Regions from separate parts of the Homo sapiens genome. Here region 1 is linked to region 2. The links are chromatin loops, found by intact Hi-C in ENCODE. Cell type or tissue: K562. All regions are shown on one strand. Each heading gives the region's core, and the rest is flanking DNA. Links, peaks and the distances in the headings are about the cores only.

Region 1 (5,340 bases), core at 21-5,020, 190 kb before region 2:
AAGAGCCCACGGGTGAGGGGAACATCGCCCCCCGTCGACGGGGAGGTCTCTGCTCACGGGCGCCCCCGGCCCGCCACCCGGGGCCGCAGAGCTCGGGCTCCCTCTTCGCTCTCCTCACGCGGCCCTCCCGGCGGCCGGACTCCTGGGTCCCTGTGAGTCCCGGCGGGGTCGGCCGCCCTTCTGCCGCCGCGTCCCCTTCGCAACCCCGGCGGGAGACCCTCTCGAGTCGCCCGAAGCGCAGAGGCAGGGGAAACAAAGCGGCCGGCGGCCGCGGGAGGCGGGAAGGACCCCGGGCCCGGCACCCGGTGCCCGGGCCCAGGCGGCGGGGAGGGCGCCTTCCGCCCGCTCGGTTTCTTTCTTCCCCGCTGGCTCCCGGAGACCGCGTTATAGAGAACTGCCCCCTCGCTGCCCCAATACCAGCGCCGGGGCCGCGAGCCCGCCGCTGATTGGGCCGCACCGCCCGTGACGTTAGCCCGGACCCCACCCCTCCGGCGGCACCGCCCCCGTCCCCATTCCGCACACAGACACACACACGTGGACCCGGCGCGGCGGCGGCTGGGAGGGAGCGCGGGAGGGAGCGTGCGCGGGTGGGATCGCGAGCGGCCAGATGCGCCGCCGCACGTGGCCCGGTGGCGTCCTGGGATTTCGTCGTCGCAAAGCCACTCGTTTTTTCCCGAGCAGTCACGGTTTTGCATCTGTAAAATGGGACGGTTCATATCTGCCCTCTTGGGACTAAAAGAGCTATGTGAATCAACGTAGATGAATCTCAGAAATAATGTTTAGGGGAAAGATGAAATGAGGCAATGGTTGTTTACAAGCTTTGCACAGCAGGGATTCTAGCGGGCCGTGAATGGCCCCTAAAACAGTGCGTGGCACACAGTAGGCTCAAAAATGCTGTAATGTATAAGTAGTTAATAATTCAGTACTTGTATGCAAGATGAACAAAAAAAATAAATTTGGAAGGGTGGGAGTGTTATTACATCCATGGAAGCCGATAAATAGGCTGTCTCGGTATCTATTTCCATTTCTCTGATGCAGTATCTAAATACTCCGCCTCAACTAAATTCCGAGGGCTGACTCTGCAACCCCTGACCCCCAATCCCAGGATGCCCCCCTCTGAGGTTTGATCTGCCAAACCGGTTGAAGAGGCCAGAGGAGGGCACGCGCAGACCCTCACTCTCATCTGCCCCAAGGAAAATAAAGAAAAAGTGAATTCCCAGTACAAATTCTGATAATGCAGCACACACCCCCACCCTGTTCTATCCCCTTAACCTTCTTTAGTTTCTGCATAGCTTATTGTTACATAAAAGTCTGTAAATGGATTTATTCTTTAGTGTCTGTCTCTCCCATTAGTCTGGAAATGAGTTGACGAGAACTTTGTCTTGATCATTGGTGCATCCCCCACTGCCTAGAACAGTGGCCAAGATATAATAGGTGCTCAATCAATATGTGTGAATGAATGAATGAGCAAGTGAGCGAGTGAATGAATCCTTGGGATATTTCTCTCTTGATAAAAATCAGGTTATTGGAATACTGCCGTTTCCTATCTGTGGAAATACAGAGATTGGTATGATGACTTGGGGTAAAGGTGTGGAAGAATGCTGGGGGCGGCCCCACAGATAAATATCTTATTCTGGAGCCAGGACAAGAGAGGGTTTCAGAACGGGGACAAATGATGCAGCTTGCCTCCGGGCCCTTCTAGCAGTGACAACAGAGGTGTAGTTTCCCTATGTGTCATCAAATAACATCTGGGAGGACAGGGGTAAGGAGGATCTGCCTCCCCCACCTGCAAAGTCCAGAGGTAAAGTCCCTAGGTGGGGCGAGGGTTTGAGGAAGGAGGAGGTGTGATGTTCCATTGCCCAAAACACTCACCCTCTAACATCTGCAGAAGAGCTCTCCAGGGCAGTTGTCACAAGGGGGGATCCTGGGGTCCTGCCAAGTCATGAAGCTGAGCTGGGTCTAGACTCCAGGGCTCATAATTGCTCAAAAAGCCCACCTCTACACACACACACACACACACACACACACACACACACACACACACACGGAAAGTTCTGGAAGGATGATCTTCATGGCTGTCTCTTCTGCAGGACAGTGCTGAGGACTCATCCTCAACAACAGTGCCTACTTGCACTCCTGTGCCTACCACAGTGTAGACACAAGGAGAGAATGCCCAAGAAAATGATCAGTATGAATAAATGAGTGAATATTACATAACAGTGCAGATCAATGGCCTCTTCTTTCTCTGCCTCCAAAAGCTCCCAGCTCCCCCTTCCCCATGTGAGTTTGGGGGCTTTATTGAGGGGTCATTACGATTGTGAGTGCTTCTCTCTGCCTCCACTATCCCTACTTCCCCTTGCTCTCATCAGGCACCCCAGAATATGGACTCAGGGATGGAATCACTACAAACAGTAGGAGAATAGTGTGAGTGCCTCTCCAGCTGAAAGGAGATCATCAAACCACCCTTTATGGCCTGGATGGGGGCGGGGGTGGCGCTGTGCAACCCTGGGCAGGTCACCTAGACACTCTAAGTCTCAATGTCCTTATCAGTGAAAAGGGGACAACAGTGGCTTCCTCACATTGTTGGGAGGGTTGAAACATGATGTGAGCAGTCACCAGAACTCACGTGGGCAGGCCCAGCTGCTGCAATTACCATTTCCTCCGGTAGAGGACACTCGACCCCATCCTCAGCCTGCTATGAGGGCGGCAACACCCTTCTCAGGAACCTCTCCTCCTCATAGGAGAAAAAGAGGGACAAGGCTGGATGCCGGGTCCCATCTAACACTTCCAGAGTGAAGGCTAGAAAGGGCCCCTCTGGATCCAGAAGCCAGCCCTTCCCTTTCCTTGGCCCATCTAGGTCTCACCTGGGGCAGTAAGGACTGTGTTCAAGGATTTGGGAGCAGGAGACCTGCCCGGTTGCCCCTTTTGGGGAACTGCACCCCAGGCGTCCAACCCCATAGTAACTTCTGTAGTACTTACTGCCCAGTCTCTGTTCTAAGAACTGGATGTCACTTAATCCCCATAACAGCCTATGAAATAGACCTTTTTTTTTTGAGACAGGGTCTCACTCGGTCGCCCAAACTGGAGTGCAGTGGCGCGATCTCAGCTCACTGCAACCTCTGCCTCCCGGGTTCAAGCCATTCTCCTGTCTCAGCCTCCTGAGTAGTTGGGACTACAGGCGCGCACCACCACGCCCAGCTAGTTTTTGTATTTTTAGTAGAGACGAGGTTTCACCATGTTGGCCAGGATGGTCTCGAGCTCTTGACCTTGTGATCCGCCCGCCTTGGCCTCCCAAAGTGGTGGGATTACAGGCATGAGCCACTGCGCCTGGCCGACACTATTTTTAAAAGTGAACATACCACACATAACCCATTTTAAGTGTCCAATTCAATGATTTTTAGTAAATTTACAGTTATGCAACCATCATCATAGTCCAGTTTTGGGGGTTTTTTTGAGACAGTTTCACTTTGTCTTCCAGGCTGGAGTGCAGTGGCACAATCTCAGCTCACTGCAGGCTTCACCCCCCGGGTTCAAGCAATTGTCCTGCCTCAACCTCCCAAGTAGCTGAGACTATAGGTTCCCACCACCACGCCCAGCTAAATTTTTTTTTTTTTTTGAGAGTCTCACTCTGTTGCCCAGGCTGGAGTGCTCAATCTCAGCTCATTGCAACCTCCGCCTCTCAGATTCAAGCAATTCTTGTGCCTCAGCCTCCCAAGTAGCTGGGATTACAGGCAGATGCTACCACGCCCGGCTAATTTTTGTATTTTTAGTAGAGACAGGGTTTCACCCTGTTGGCCAGGCTGGTCTCGAACTCCTGACCTCAGGTGATCCGCCCACCTCGGCCTCCCAAAGTGCTGGAATTATGGGCGTGAGCCACCGTGCCCGGCCCCATAATCCAGTTTTAGAACATTGCTTATAAGACTCCTCCTCCCCACTTGTAGCTCTCCCTTCCCATCCCCAGCCCTGGGTGACTAATCTTTCTGTCTCTATAGAGTTCCCTTTTTTGGATATTTTATATAAATGGAATCATGCAATATGTGGTCTTTTGCATCTGGCTTCACAAAAGCATAATGTTTTTGAGGTTTACCTGTGTTGTAGCGTGTATTGGTAATCTGTTCCTTTTTTTTTTCTTTTGAGATAGAGTTTTGCTCTTGTTGCCCAAGCTGGAGTACAATGGCACAATCTCAGCTTACTGCAACCTCCGCCTCCTGGGCTCAAGCGATACGCCTGCCTCAGCCTCCCGAGTACCTGGGATTACAGGCACCCGCCACCACGCCTGGCAAATTTTGTATTTTTAGTAGAGACGGGGTTTCTCCGTGTTGGTCAGGCTGGTCTTGAACTCCCGACCTCAGGTGATCCGCCTGCCTCAGCCTCCCAAAGTGCTGGGATTACAGGGATGAGCCACTGCGCCCGGCCTGTTCCTTTTTATTGCTGAGTAGTAGTCTGTTGTAGGGATATGCCACATTTTGTTTATCCAATCACATTTGGGTGTTTTTCACTTTTTGGCTATTATCTATAATGCTGTTATGAACATTTGCTATACACGTCTTTTGTGAATATATGTTTTTATTTCTCCTAAGTAGACATTTAAGGGTGGAATTGCTGGGTCATATGCTACATTTATGTTTAACCTTTTTTTTCTTTTTCTTTTTTTTTTGAGACAGGGTCTCACAGTCTCATTCAGGCTGGAGTGCAGTGGCACAGTCAGGGCTCACTGCAGCCTTGACCTCCTGGGCTCACGAGATCCTCTGCCTCAGCCTCCAGTGTGGCTGGGACCACAAGCCTGAGCCACCATGCCCAGCGAATTTCTTTTTAAATTTTTTTTGTAAGACAGGGTCTCGCTATATTCCCCAGGCTGGTCTCAAACTCCTCGGCTCAAGGGATTCTCCTGCCTCAGCCTCACAAAGGGCTGGGATTACAGGCATGAGCTACCATGCCCAGCTGTGTTTAATTCTTTTAAAAACTGCCAAGGTCGGGCATGGTAGCTCACACCTGTATTCCCAGCACTTTGGGAGGCCAAGGCAGGCTGATGGCTTGAGGCCAGGAGTTTGAGACCAGCCTGGGCAACATGGTGAAACTCCATCTCTACAAAATACAAAAATTAGCCGGGAGTGGTGGCATGTGCCTGTAGTCTCAGCTACTCAGAAGGCTGAGGGTGAGGAATTACTTGAGTCCAGCAGGTCAAGGCTGCAGTGAGCCACATTCATGCCATTCTGTGCCTGGGCGGCAGAGTGAGACCCTGTCTCAAAACAAAACAAAACTAAACTAAAAACTGCAAGGCTGTTTTCCAAACGGGCTATTCCATTTTACATTCCTATTAATATCCATGATATAGGCTGG
Region 2 (5,623 bases), core at 274-5,273:
GTGACGTGGGTTTCACCATGTTGGTCAGGCTGGTCTCGAACTCCTGACCTCAGGATCTGCCCACCTCCGCCTCCCAAAGTGTTGGGATTACAGCCGTGAGCCACCGCGTCCGGCTGCATTTGGGAATGCTTCAAGTCAATTTTTTAGCCTCTGTGCCTGCAACGTGAGCTGCAGTGAATCCTCAGCCCCGTGCTTTGCACACAAGAGGAAGTACTTCCCTTGTCCTTCCCAAGACCATCTCTGCTTCCGGGCCAGGTGTGTCTCCGTTGTCTCCATTTTCTCCAGCATCTTCAATCACTTCCTCTTCCCCTGGCTCCTTCAAACATCAACAGGTTTCCATTAGGAAAGTATTCTTCTTTTTTTTTTTTTTTTGAGACGGAGTTTCCCACTTGTTGCCCAGGCTGGAATGCAATGGCGTGATCTCGGCTCACCACAACCTCCGCCTCCCGGGTTCACGCGATTCTCCTGCCTCAGCCTCCCGAGTAGCTGGGATTACAGGCATGCGCCACCACCCCGGCTAATTTTGTATTTTTAGTAGAGACGAGGGTTCTCCCTGTTGGTCAGGCTGGTCTCGAACTCCCGACCTCAGGTGATCCGCGCGCGTCGGCCTCCCAAAGTGCTGGGATTACAGGCGTGAGCCACCTGGCCCGGCCAGAAAAGTCTTTTACCTGTGATTGCCTGTTCATTTTCTTCCTTCTCACTACCAATTTTTTACTTTTTTTTTGGTCTCGCTCTGTGGTCCAGGTTGGAGTGCACTGACACCATCTCGGCTCACTGCAACCTCCGCCTGTTGGGTTCAAGGGATTCTAGTGCCTCAGCCTCCTGAGTAGCTGGGATTACAGGTGCGCACCACCAGGCCCAGCTAATTTTTGTATTTTTTGTAGAGACGGGGTTTCACCATGTTGGCCAGGCTAGCCTTGAACTCCTAAATTCAAGTGATCCGCCCGCCTCTGCCTCCCAAAGTTCTGGGAGTAGAGGCGTGAGCCATCACACCCGGCCAAGATTGTGCATTTTTTGAGGGTAGGGATCATGTTGCATTATTTCTTGCATTTTCCAAAGTAGTCGGCGCAGTGCCTGGTTCATGGTAATCCCTGGTCGTAATCACCAAACTACAGCCTAGTTAAACTCACCGATGGGATTCCACCAAACCTGCACCCAAGCAGCTGAATGTTGCTGAAGAAAAAAGGTGCACAAGTTTGTGCCAATCAATGTAAAACATGCTTTCTGTCTAGCATTGCTTCACTATTGCCCAAATATGTTTACTTTTTCATGCTCCAAAATGACTATTTCACACAGTCTCTCCTTTCTTAAACCTTCCACACCTTCTTTCTCCTCTTGCTGTCAGATGAAGAGCTTGCCTCTTCCTTTTTTTTTTTTTTTTTTTTTTTTGAGAGGGTGTCTCCTCTGTCAGCCAGGCAGGAGTGCAGTGGTGCGGTCTCGGCTCACTGCAAGCTCTGCCCCCCAGGCTCATGCCATTCTCATGCCTCAGCTTCCTGAGTAGCTGGGACTACAGGCACCCGCCACCACGCCTGGCTAATTTTTTTGTATTTTTAGTAGAGACGGGGTTTCACCGTGTTCACCATGATGGTCTCGATCTCCTGACCTCGTGATCCGCCCACCTTGGCCTCCCAAAGTGCTGGGGTTACAGGCGTGAGCCCCCGCGCCAGGCTTCGAAACGCATACTCTTAAATATCAGTTAAGCACCTTAAATGAAACATGTTCATCCCAATACTGGAACATGATGTCTGTGAGGACATGGGGCTGTACTTTGTTACTTTCTTTTAAGAGTTTTAAAAATAAACTCATTTTTTTTCCCCTAAACTCGCCCCTTTCTCAGTGGGATTTTTCTCTTTTCTTTCTGTTTTTTTTCCCTCCAAGACTAAGTTTTGCTCCTCTTGCCCAGGCTGGAGTGCAGTGGTGTGATCTTGGCTCACTGCAACCTCTGCCTCCTGGGTTCAAGCAATTCTCCTGCCTCAGCCTCCGGAATAGCTGGGATTACAGGCACCCACAACCATGGCTGGCTAATTTTTTGTGTTTTTGGTAGAGACGTGGTTTCACCATGTTGGCCAGGCTGGTCTCGAACTCCTGACCCCAGGTGATCCACCCACCTTGGCCTCCCAAAGTGCTTGGATTACAGGCATGACCCATCGCGCCTGGCGTTTTTGTTTTTTTTTTTTTTTTTTTTTTTTTTAGATGGAGTCTCATTCTGTCACCCAGGGTGGAGTGCAGGGGTGCGATCTTGGCTCACTGCAACCTCCCACCCCTGGGTTCTATTGATTCTCCTGCTTCAGCCTCCCGAGTAGCTGGAATTACAGGTGTGTGCCACCACACCTGGGTAATTTTTGTGTTTTTTGTAGAGTGGGGTTTTGCCATGTTGAGAAGGCTGGTCTCGAACTCCTGACCTCAGGTGATCTGCCCACCTGGGCCTCCCAAAGTGCTGGAATTACAGGCGTGAGCCATTGTGCCTGGCCACCTGCATTCTTCTCTAGCTCGGCTGTTCTACTTGTTCCTACTTGTAATAGACTAAATAATGACGCTCCAAACATGTCTACATCCCAGTCTCCTTGTGAATCTATTTGTGACTATGTTACCTCTCATGATAAAAGCAACTTTACAGATATGATTAAATTAAATATCTTGAGATGTGAGGTTATCCTGGATTATCCAGGTGAGCTCAGTGTAATCCCACAGGTCCTTACAAGAGGGAGGCAGGAGGATCAGAGTCACAGAGAGAGGAGATGGTAACATGGAAGCATGGAAACCAAGGCTAGACGGAGACAGGATGATATGCTGCTGGCTTTGACAACTGGGGAAGAGGCAATGAGGCAGCAATGTAGCGGCCTCTATAGGCTGGGAAAGTCAAGGAAACGGATTCTCCCCTAAAGCCTACAGAAGGAATGCAGTCATACTAACATTTTAATTCTAGCCCTGTGGATTTTTTTTTTTTTTTTTTTTTAAGATGGAGTCTTACTCTGTCACCCAGGCTGGAGTGCAGTGGCACCATCTCGGCTCACTGCAACCTCCGCCTCCTAGGTTCAAGCGATTCTTCTGCCTCAATTTCCTGAGTAGCTGGGACTGCAGGCGTGAGCCACCATGCCTGGCTAATTTTTCTATTTTTGGTAGAGAAGGGATGTCACCATATTGGCCAGGCTGGTCTCGAACTCCTGACCTCGTGATCTGCCTGCCTTGGCCTCCCAAAGTGTTGGGATTACAGGCATGAGCCACCGAGCCCAGCCAGCCCAGTGAAATTGATTTTGGGATTCTGACCTCCAGAACTGTGAAGATAATAAATTTCTGTTGTTTTATGCAAATAGACTGTAATTTGTTATATCAGCAATATAAAACTAATAAAACACTGTAGTCTAAGACATCACCACCATCTCTGACCCGTATTATTACAATAGATTCCCAACTGGCTTCTCTCTCTCTCTTTTTTTCTTGAGACAGAGTCTTGCTCCGTCACCCTGGCTCACTGCAGCCTTGACCTCTTGGGCACAAGCAATCCTCCTGCCTCAGCCTCCCAAGTAGCTGGGACTACAGGTACACACCACCATACCTGGCTAATTTTTAAATTTTTTTTGTAGAGATGGGAATCTCACCATGTCGCCCAAACTGGTTTCAAACTCCTGGGCTCAAGTGATCCTCTTGCCCTGGCCTCCAAAAGTGCTGGGATTATGGGCATGAGACACCATGCCTGGCAGACCCTCTTAGATTTTCAACTATACAATACAGTATTGTTAATTGAAGGCAAAATGTTGTACAGCCGATTTCTAGAGTTTTTTCATCTTGCAGAACTGACATTTTAGACCTATTGATCAGCAACTCCCTCCAGCCCCTGGCAACAATCGTTCTACTCTCTGCTTCTGGGAGTCTGACTATGTTAGAAACCTCATATAAGTGGAATCATGCAGTATTTGGTCTTCTGTAACTGGCCTGCTTCACTTAGCATAATATCCTCAAGGTTCATCCACGTTATTGCATATTGCAGGATTTCTTTCTTACTTAGTTTTTTTTTTTTTTCTTTTTTGCAACGGAGTTTCGCTCTTGTTGAGAGCGAAACTTGTTGCCCAGGCTGGAGTGCAATGGCGTGTTCGTATTCTTTTTGGAGAGACCAAGGAAAAACTTTATCCAGTTTTGCAGGAGGTTGTTCTCTGACTTGCTAGCGGGGAGAGATGAGTGGGATTGTGGATAAAGAATTGAGCCTAGGCCGAGTGTGGTGGCTCACGCCTGTAATCCCAGCACTTTGGAAGGCCAAGGTGGGCAGATCACCTGAGATCGGGAGTTCAAGGCCAGCCTGTCCAACATGGAGAAACCCCGTCTCTACTAAAAATACAAAATTAGCCAGACGTGGTGGTGCATGCCTGTAATCCCAGCTACTCGGGAGGCTGAGGCAGGAGAATTGCTTGAACCTGGGGGGCACAGGTTGCGGTGAGCCGAGATCGCACTATTGCAATCCCGACTGATCAAGGAGAGCGAAATTCCGTCTCTGGGCAACATAGGGAGACGGCCTCCTTCACCCACCACCTGCCCCCATCTCCACAAAATGGAAAACAAACAAACAAACAAACAAAAATTGAACCAAGCAGGGGTGCGGTGGCTCATGCCTGTAATCCCAGCACTTCGGGAGGCCAAGGCGGGCAGATCATGAAGTCAGAAGTTCGAGACCAGCCTAGCCAACATGGTGGAACACTCATCTCTACTAAAAATACAAAAATTAGCTGGGCGCGGTGGCGGGCGCCTGTAATCCCAGCTACTCGGGAGGCTGAGGCAGGAGAATCGCTTGAATCCGGGAGGCCGAGATTGCGCCACTGCACTCACTCCAGCCTGGGTTACAGAGGAAGACTCCGTCTGGAGAAAAAAAAAAAAAAAGAACTGAACCTAGACAAAGCAGATTGGCACCTAAATTCACACGCTTTTCAAACTGCCACCACGTCTTGGCCTAGCCTTTTTTTTTTTTTTAGATGGAGTCTCGCTGTGTCGCCCAGGCTGGAGTACAGTGGCATGATCTCGGCTCACTGCAACCCCCGCCTCCTGGGTTCTGGGTTGCAGCAATTCTCCTGTCTTAGCCTCCTGAGTAGCTGGGACTACAGGCTCCCGCCACCGCTACCGGCTAATTTTTTGTATTTTTAGTAGAGACGGAGGTGGGGGGGGGGGGGGTGGGTTTCACCATCTTGGTCAGTCTGGTCTCGAACTCCTGACCTCGTGATCCGCCCGACGCGGCCTCCCAAAGTGCTGGGGATTACAGGCGTGAGCCACTGTGCCCGGCCTATCTTGGCCTAGTCTTTTAATTTCTCCTTCCTCATTGGTAATTTCAGTATAATCTAGCAAAGAGACACTAATTTTGAACGAATGGTGAAAGTATGAAAATTTTGGGATCAATCGATGTAAAAACAATTTACCAGAGAGCCACCGCCAGAGGGGGTATAGCTCAGTGGTAGAGCATTTGACTGCAGATCAAGAGGTCCCCGGTTCAAATCCGGGTGCCCCCTCGGGTTTCTTTAAGTTTTTTTCACAGCCATCCAGGAATAACCTGAGTCAGCGAGTTCTGAATGCAAAACTCACGGGAGGTGTCGTTTGTATCTTCCACCTACCTAATTTTCACCTTGAAAGGATTCCCGTACCC

The links. A loop is a pair of places that touch in the nucleus more often than their neighbours do. Peaks named below come from ENCODE experiments on the same cell type or tissue, not always from the same donor. Only the 100,000 strongest peaks of a DNase experiment are listed, where the experiment ranks them.
Region 1: it touches region 2 in a loop (4-fold over the local background); 6 of 110 quality-filtered maps call a loop at or near these places.

The regions. Positions count from the first base shown.
Region 1 is chr17:38,674,562-38,679,901 of GRCh38, forward strand. It overlaps EPOP (elongin BC and polycomb repressive complex 2 associated protein), which reads right to left and starts at 396. Exons shown (of 1, transcript NM_001130677.2): 1 at 1-396. RefSeq lists an enhancer at 2,495-2,789. In K562, for the core only: CTCF peaks have their summits at 40 and 2,661; DNase peaks (open chromatin) are centred at 480 and 2,640; H3K4me3 peaks cover 713 bases.
Region 2 is chr17:38,862,228-38,867,850 of GRCh38, forward strand. It overlaps TRC-GCA2-2 (tRNA-Cys (anticodon GCA) 2-2), which reads left to right and starts at 5,418; the gene lies at 5,418-5,489. RefSeq lists enhancers at 1,673-1,752, 5,482-5,623 and a cis regulatory region at 5,210-5,623. In K562, for the core only: a CTCF peak has its summit at 2,843; a DNase peak (open chromatin) is centred at 2,834; H3K4me3 peaks cover 593 bases.